Linked DNA regions of Mus musculus: region 1 is linked to region 2. The links are chromatin contacts, found by Hi-C or POLR2A ChIA-PET in ENCODE. All regions are on one chromosome and are shown on one strand. The core of a region is the stretch at or near the end of the contact, and the rest is flanking DNA. Distances in the headings are between cores, read along the strand shown.

Region 1 (3,217 bases), core at 55-2,554, 49 kb after region 2:
ACACCCACACCATGCTTAATTACCCTCCAAGTTCCTCATCCTTCAGAAACTGATTTATGAACAGGAAATAGAATCTGAGTAATATCGCTGAAGAACAAAAGGAGGATCACATTGGGTAGACGAGTAGATTTTTTTTGTTTTTTTTTTGGTGTGGTTAAATCTGAAGGAATGGTACACAAATCTCATCTTTGTTTACAAGGTTGCCCAAAGGACCTCTGCCCCATGACCGTTTTGATATGCAAGGCAAACAGGAAGTTCCCAGTGATAATGACTGGGAGTCAGGGTTGGTTCAGCTACAAGTTCCTTTGCCGTTCCTGCCCGGGACCGTGTACGTTTTTCAGGTTCCAAGAAGGCCTGTCTGGACTGCCGAGCACATCCCTAATAAACCCTTTCAGCTGAACAGTATGACCAGCACAGTGACCACAGATACCAGTCATGACTATGACGCTGTCTTTCGCGTGTCTGAGGCAGTAGGATATAGGTTACCACAGGAGGTATGAGGTGGCCTGGAGTTCCAGGAATTAGCACCTCATCAAGATGTCAATAACTGAGTGAGTGTGTGTGTGTGTGTGAGCTTCAACCAGGTGTCAAGTACCGTGTGTGTGTGTGTGTGTGTGTGTGTGTGTGTGTCGGCATCCTGTTAAGGACACTCTTGGGTGGACTGCGGGCCAGCATCCTAAAAGTTCTATATGATCACTGTACTCTGAGCATTAGCCTTAGTGGTCTTTCTCCAAATACTAGACCGTACCTCCTTCGTATATCTTTTCCCATGAATCCTGACGTCTCATGCTCTCCCGAACCGTGAGACACTCCCTCCCGCTCCAGGGACTCTCCCCTCCCCAGGGCCAGGGGCAGGGCCAGGAGCAGGGCCAGGAGCAGGGGAAGCCGGGCTGCATACCCTGTTCTCCAGCTCCGCGGGGAACTTGGTCTGGAACTGGCAGCGCGTGCCGCTGCTGTAGTCTCGCTGAATGAACACCTTCCCGGACACCGGTGCCTGCTGCGGCCTCATGGCGAGGACAGGACCCGCCGCTCTGCGAGTTCGGGCAAGACACGGGGTCAGATGGCCGGCCTAGAGCCGGCTCTCCGGCCCGCCAGCCCTTCGGAGCCACCCACCGCCCAAAGACGCCCCAGGCCTCCCCCCTCGCCGATCCCCTTCACTCATGGCTGTAGCCGAGGGACTCCAAGCTACCCAAGCCCAGGACCCGCGCCCCCCCACATCCTGGTTCGGCCCTGGAAACACAAACCCGCCTCCTCGGCCCTCCAGCAGCTGTCGCGCCACCTCCGTCGCCGCTTACGTCCTGTCGCAAAAAAACCTAGCCTCTCCCGAACACCTTCTGTGCCGCACGTTGACACCCCGCCCCCTCCGGCCGTAAAGCGACGCCTCCGCGGCTGCGCGTTGCGGTGAGGTGCGCGGTGGCTGGGAGAGAAGTCTTCCTAGTGTAGGCGAATGAAACCCTTCCGGGCGGAAGAAGATGATGATGATGAGGTGGACGTGATCGGTGGATCCGGGAGTTCCGGGAAAGACGCCGGGGTTAGAGACTCGGAATTCCCTGTTGGTTGTGGTGAAGTGGTTTGTGGGCACAGGAATAGTTCCCTTCTTGATTAAGCGTTCCAGCTTTCACGTGGGCTAACCCACCTCGCTCCACAAAAACAACCGTCACTCTCCAATTCCAACAGACACAGATATTTACAACTACAAAGCGCACTACTGGGGATGCATTTGGCCCCTGGAACCCTCTTGAACGAGAGTGAGGAGATGGTATTCCTGTTCTGCATTATCCTGCATCCCTTCTCCAATTCTTCTTGAGGTGTTGGTTTTTTTCGTCCCAGAGACATGTACACCAGCTATACCCGCTTAGGTGACCCGACTGGACCAACAACAGTTCTCTCTCATTGGTCCCCACTTTACTGACTGTATCTTTGCAAGACATCCAGGAAAATCCCTATGCACGTCTGGTGGTGGCGATGTTCTAGTACAACTTTTTAGTATACTGATAATTGATTAGATACTTGATCAGTTGTCACGATAATTGATTTCTCTTTTGGGGTTTTAAAAATAGCATTAAAAAAATTTCCAGCATAGGGCGGGGGACAGGGCAGAGGTCGTCCACTCCCTGGTGATCTCTGAGTTCAAGCCCACCCCAGTTTACCTAAATAGTACCAGGCCAGCCAGATCGTCATGGTGAGACCCTGTCTCAAAAATGAATAGCTTTATCCCAATAAAGGGTGTATAGTAAACCCACTCATTTAACGTGGACATAATTTGTTAACTTCTACCACGTCCATGCCCTTAAACCATCAGTACAATCAAGATAATAAACACCACCTCTAAAAACTTCCTTACTCTTTACAGTCATACCTTTCAGCCATTCAGCAGACCCCCTTTGCCCAGTACTAACCTTTCTGTCACTAGAAACAAACTTGTGTTTTCTTAACTTTCACTTAAATTGAATCAGAGTTTTTCGTCTCCTTCTTATTGTATAGATTCTACTGAGATTCCTCTGTTGTGCCATACGTAATTTCATTTCTGTGACTTTCCCCATTTATTCATTCACGTACTGCCTCAGGGTTTCCATTGCTGTGAAGGGAAACCATGACCAAGACAGTTTTTTATTTGTTTGTTTGTTTGGTTTTTTGAGACAGGGTTTCTCTGTATAGCCCTGGCTGTCCTGGAACTCACTTTGTAGACCAGGCTGGCCTCGAACTTAGAAATCCGCCTGCTTCTGCCTCCTGAGTGATGGGATTAAAGGCGTGTGCCACCACCGCGCGGCTACAAGGCAGTTCTTATTAAGGGTAACATTAAATTGGGGTTGGCTTACTGGTTCTGAGGTTCAGTCCATTATCATCATGGTGGGAAGCATGGCAGCTTCCAGAAAGGGATGGTGCTGGAGAAAGAACTGAAAGTTCCAAAGGCAAACAGGACAAGACAAGCTTCCAGGTAGCTAGGAGAAGGGTCTTAAAGACCAACCCCAAAGTAACACAGTTCCTCTAAGATAGCCACACCCATTCCAGTAAGGCCACACCTCCAAATAGTGCCAATCCCTGGATCAAGTATACTGAAACCAGCACATTAGTTGATAGACAGGAAATTTCCAGTTTTAGAATTGCAAATAAAGCTTCTATAGAATTAGCCTACAAGTCTGTGTATGTTTTTTTAAAAAGAGGTTGAGATTTCAATTTATTTTTATTGGTGAATCCTGTAAAGGCATTTTTCCCT
Region 2 (3,423 bases), core at 388-2,887:
CTCATGTTTATATAGCATTTACTCAGAGCCAGCACCTCAGCTCAAGGAAGAACTTTTAATAATAGGGTACCTTTCAACAAAAACATATTACGATTTTATGCAATGCTACAATCTTCATTTTGAAACTTAAGCTACTTTTGACTTGTAAAGGCTCACTGTCTATCAAAAACATGGAGACGGGAGATATACAGCTCATTGGTAAAATTAAATAAACCACAAACCTCCAACACACACACACACACACACACACACACACACACACACACACGGCGCGCGCTCCAGTGCTAAATTTTTGTTTCTTCCTGAGACAGAAGAAGTAAAATAAATGAAGATGCAGATATTGCATGATTAACCCCAGATGTCACTGAGCATATATAATAATGAGCATACGTTCCTGGTTTTGCATATTTGAAATTCTCCAAATTATAGGTCTGAAAAATTACTCTCAGAAAGAGGAAGGATAATTTAGCAGGCAGGATTACAGTTTTGACCATAGTCTTTGGTCGCAGTGATTTTTATGCCTGTCTTTACGGGGTTGCGATACAATCTCGAAGACACGCTAACTCTGCAGAGACTCTTAAAAGTTCTGCTCAAATTAAGGAAAACGAGCGAAACCAAAGTTCTTCAAAGGCTATCTACCGGTAATACGCAAGAGATGGGTATGGGATGGAACTTAACGTCCGCGAAGCCTGACAATTTCACATAGATTATTCTACAACCTGTGAGTCACCAATGTAATATCCAAGTAAGATGGAAAGTGAATAAATAAGTCAAACTTCCAGGTAGGATGCTACTACCACTGAGGGCATGGAACCAAGGCGAAAGGGAGTCTGGGGTGTGAAGAAGGCTGGAATAGTGGCAGTTCTAGTTAGTGGCTCAGGAAAGTCATGTAGCATCAAGCAGGGCTGCCCCTATCCGGGGGCAAACCTGGACACTGGGACTCTCCAATGCGGGAAGGGGGAGAGGGGGCAGACCCGAAAAAGAAGACAGTGTGAGCACAGCACGGGATAAAGGACGGATTCTGGGGGGGAAACCCGTTTCCACGTGATCTAACGCCGGGTTCTCAGCCACGTTCCTCAGCTCCGGGCCACACCAGGCCGAGGCGGCGAGCGGCCTGCGGAGAGGAGCGTGGTCGGTTGAGGAGGAGAGAAACCGGTCGGGGAGAGAGGAGCGGGGCGGCCGAGGAGAGGAGGGAAGGGAAAGAAAGGGCCGGATGAGGACAGCGGGGCTGGCTGAGCCAAGGAGCCGAGCGGCAAGGAGCCGGGCGACTGGAGAGGAGATGAGGCGGCAAGAGGACAGCGGGGCTAGCCCGGGAGGAGAGGAGCGGGGCTGGCGAAGGACAGGAGTGGGGCAAGCGGGCGTGAAGGAGCTCGGACCGCCCGGCAGCGGCTGCCCCACCGGCGGGACCCCGGCCCGCGGCTGCCGACCCCGCGTCCCGCCCGGGGCCGGGGGCGTCCGGTAGGACCAGGTCCATCCAACTCACCGGCCGTGAGGCTCGGCTCCAGTCCTCGGTGACTGCCGCTCCCGCCCTGCCCTGCCCGCCGCCGGCCCAGGCGTACGTAAGAGCGTGCGTACGCCCGCCCGTCTTTGTCTACGCCGCTGGACGTGGACCCCACTCCCCTCAATCCCCGCCCCCGAGTCCCGCCCAACCGCGCTTGCGCGGTCTCCCGGAGGACCCCAGGGTGGGCGGGGCTCCGGCGATGCTCGCTCCTCGCACTGATGCTCGCCAGCGTGAGCCGAGGTCGCTTTCTGAAAGCCAACCGGGGCCTGTCTGAGCTGTGTCCAGAACAGGCATCGTTCCCGGGGAGAGGGAGAACCCGGCATGGCGAGGTTCATTTACTGAGTCTTTGTGGGACTTTGTGTGAGATTCGGTTCCGGCTGGCCACGAAACGTTAGCCACCATCCCAGCACTACCCGGGCATCCCGGAGCTTCTCTTAACGTAATTGGCTGGTTGGCCAACTGCAGTTTTCCAACCCAGCCACAGTTCTAACTAACCTCTCCTCAGACTGGAAGCTTCAAAGACAGGCTTGTTTTGCTGACGTGGGTCCTTTATAGTGGAAGAAAGAGAAAGAAGGGATGGGGGACACGCCTCTTTGGCCCACCCCACCCCCTTTTAAGACAGGACGTCTTGTAATACAGACTTGCCTCAAAAACTGCGAATTGCCCAATGACCTTCAGTTTCTGCACCGACTGCTTCCACCTCCTGAAGTGCTGGAATAAACTACCGTCCCAAGTTTTATAAAGTGCTGGGGGCTGGAACTCAGGGCCTCGTGCATGCTAAAAGAAGCACTCGACCAGCTGAGCCACATTCCCAGCCTCCGAGTTTATTGCTTTTGTATACTTCCAAGAGTACCTAACCTTTCCCCTAATTCAGGACTTAAACCTCCATTTGTTGATTTCTTCACAAACTTTTACACAACTCCAGGTATGTAACTATAACAGGAATACAAGACATATTTAATGATAATAAATTTATTTAAAAGCATTTTTGCTATGTATTTGTAGCTTTCCTATATTAACTATTAAAGCAAATTTGCATATTAATGAGATGGATGTGTTTGCCACTCTATTAATTTATTATTTTATTTTTGGTTTTTTCGCTGGCTGTCCTGGAACTCACTCAGTAGACTAGACTGGTCTTGAACTCAGAAAAACGCCTGCCTCTGCCTCCCAAATGCTGGGATTAAAGGCATGCGACACCACTGCCCGGCTGCCACTCTTAATATAAAGAAATCAGCTAAATATTTGATACCAAAGGATATAAAACATAAAGTTTCCCAACGTTTTAAATTTTATAATTGTCAATGCTGAGAACACCGTTTCACAAATACCTTGTACAAAACAATATTAGTAAGTTTATGAACATTTCAGAAATTATTAGAGATTCTGCCCTAATCCCAAGCCAAAAATGATTTAACAGATTTTTGTGAGCAGATTAACTGAAGCAGTTTTTAAAATCAAGAATTCTAATACAGTGCAACCCCTGAATGTGCTAATTTGATGCTTACTTACAATGCTTACCTGCTGAGGAATGACTACAGGAAAATATTTTTTAAAGTCATGGTTTCTTCAAAATGAAACATGATAGCTAACTAACACTCACTGAAACACTCCACAGATGTAAGGGCAGGAGGATCAGAAGTTCAATGTCACCTTTAGCTATACAGTAAGTCCAGGTCAGCCTGGACTAGCCCTGTGACACTCTGTCTTAAAACAACCCCCAAAGAACTAGTGAATGAGTCAGTGGGGGAAAGGCACTGTTGTCAAACCTGATGACCTGAGTTAATTCCAGGGATCCACTCTTGCAAGTTATCCTTTAACCTCAGCAGGTGGACTGGGGCAAAAGCAAGCTCATGAATGCGCATGGATGCAAACACGCCAACACATCAGTGGATAAACGTAATAAGAACATTTTTAAAACT

The links. A loop is a pair of places that touch in the nucleus more often than their neighbours do. ChIA-PET counts read pairs that join two places held with the same protein, here RNA polymerase II (POLR2A).
Region 1: a loop to region 2 is called in a map of heart, with 6 times the contacts of the local background. The contact joins the promoter of Golga7 here to the promoter of Gpat4 in region 2. A Hi-C loop is called at or near these places in 2 of 37 maps with a recorded cell type or tissue (both heart). POLR2A ChIA-PET finds 5 or more read pairs at or near these places in 1 of 5 experiments (Patski).

The regions. Positions count from the first base shown.
Region 1 is chr8:23,255,776-23,258,992 of GRCm38, forward strand. It overlaps Golga7 (golgi autoantigen, golgin subfamily a, 7), which reads right to left and starts at 1,305. Exons shown (of 5, transcript NM_020585.2): 1 at 899-1,305. The coding sequence starts at 1,009.
Region 2 is chr8:23,206,816-23,210,238 of GRCm38, forward strand. Gpat4 (glycerol-3-phosphate acyltransferase 4) reads right to left here and starts at 1,638. Exons shown (of 13, transcript NM_018743.4): 1 at 1,484-1,638.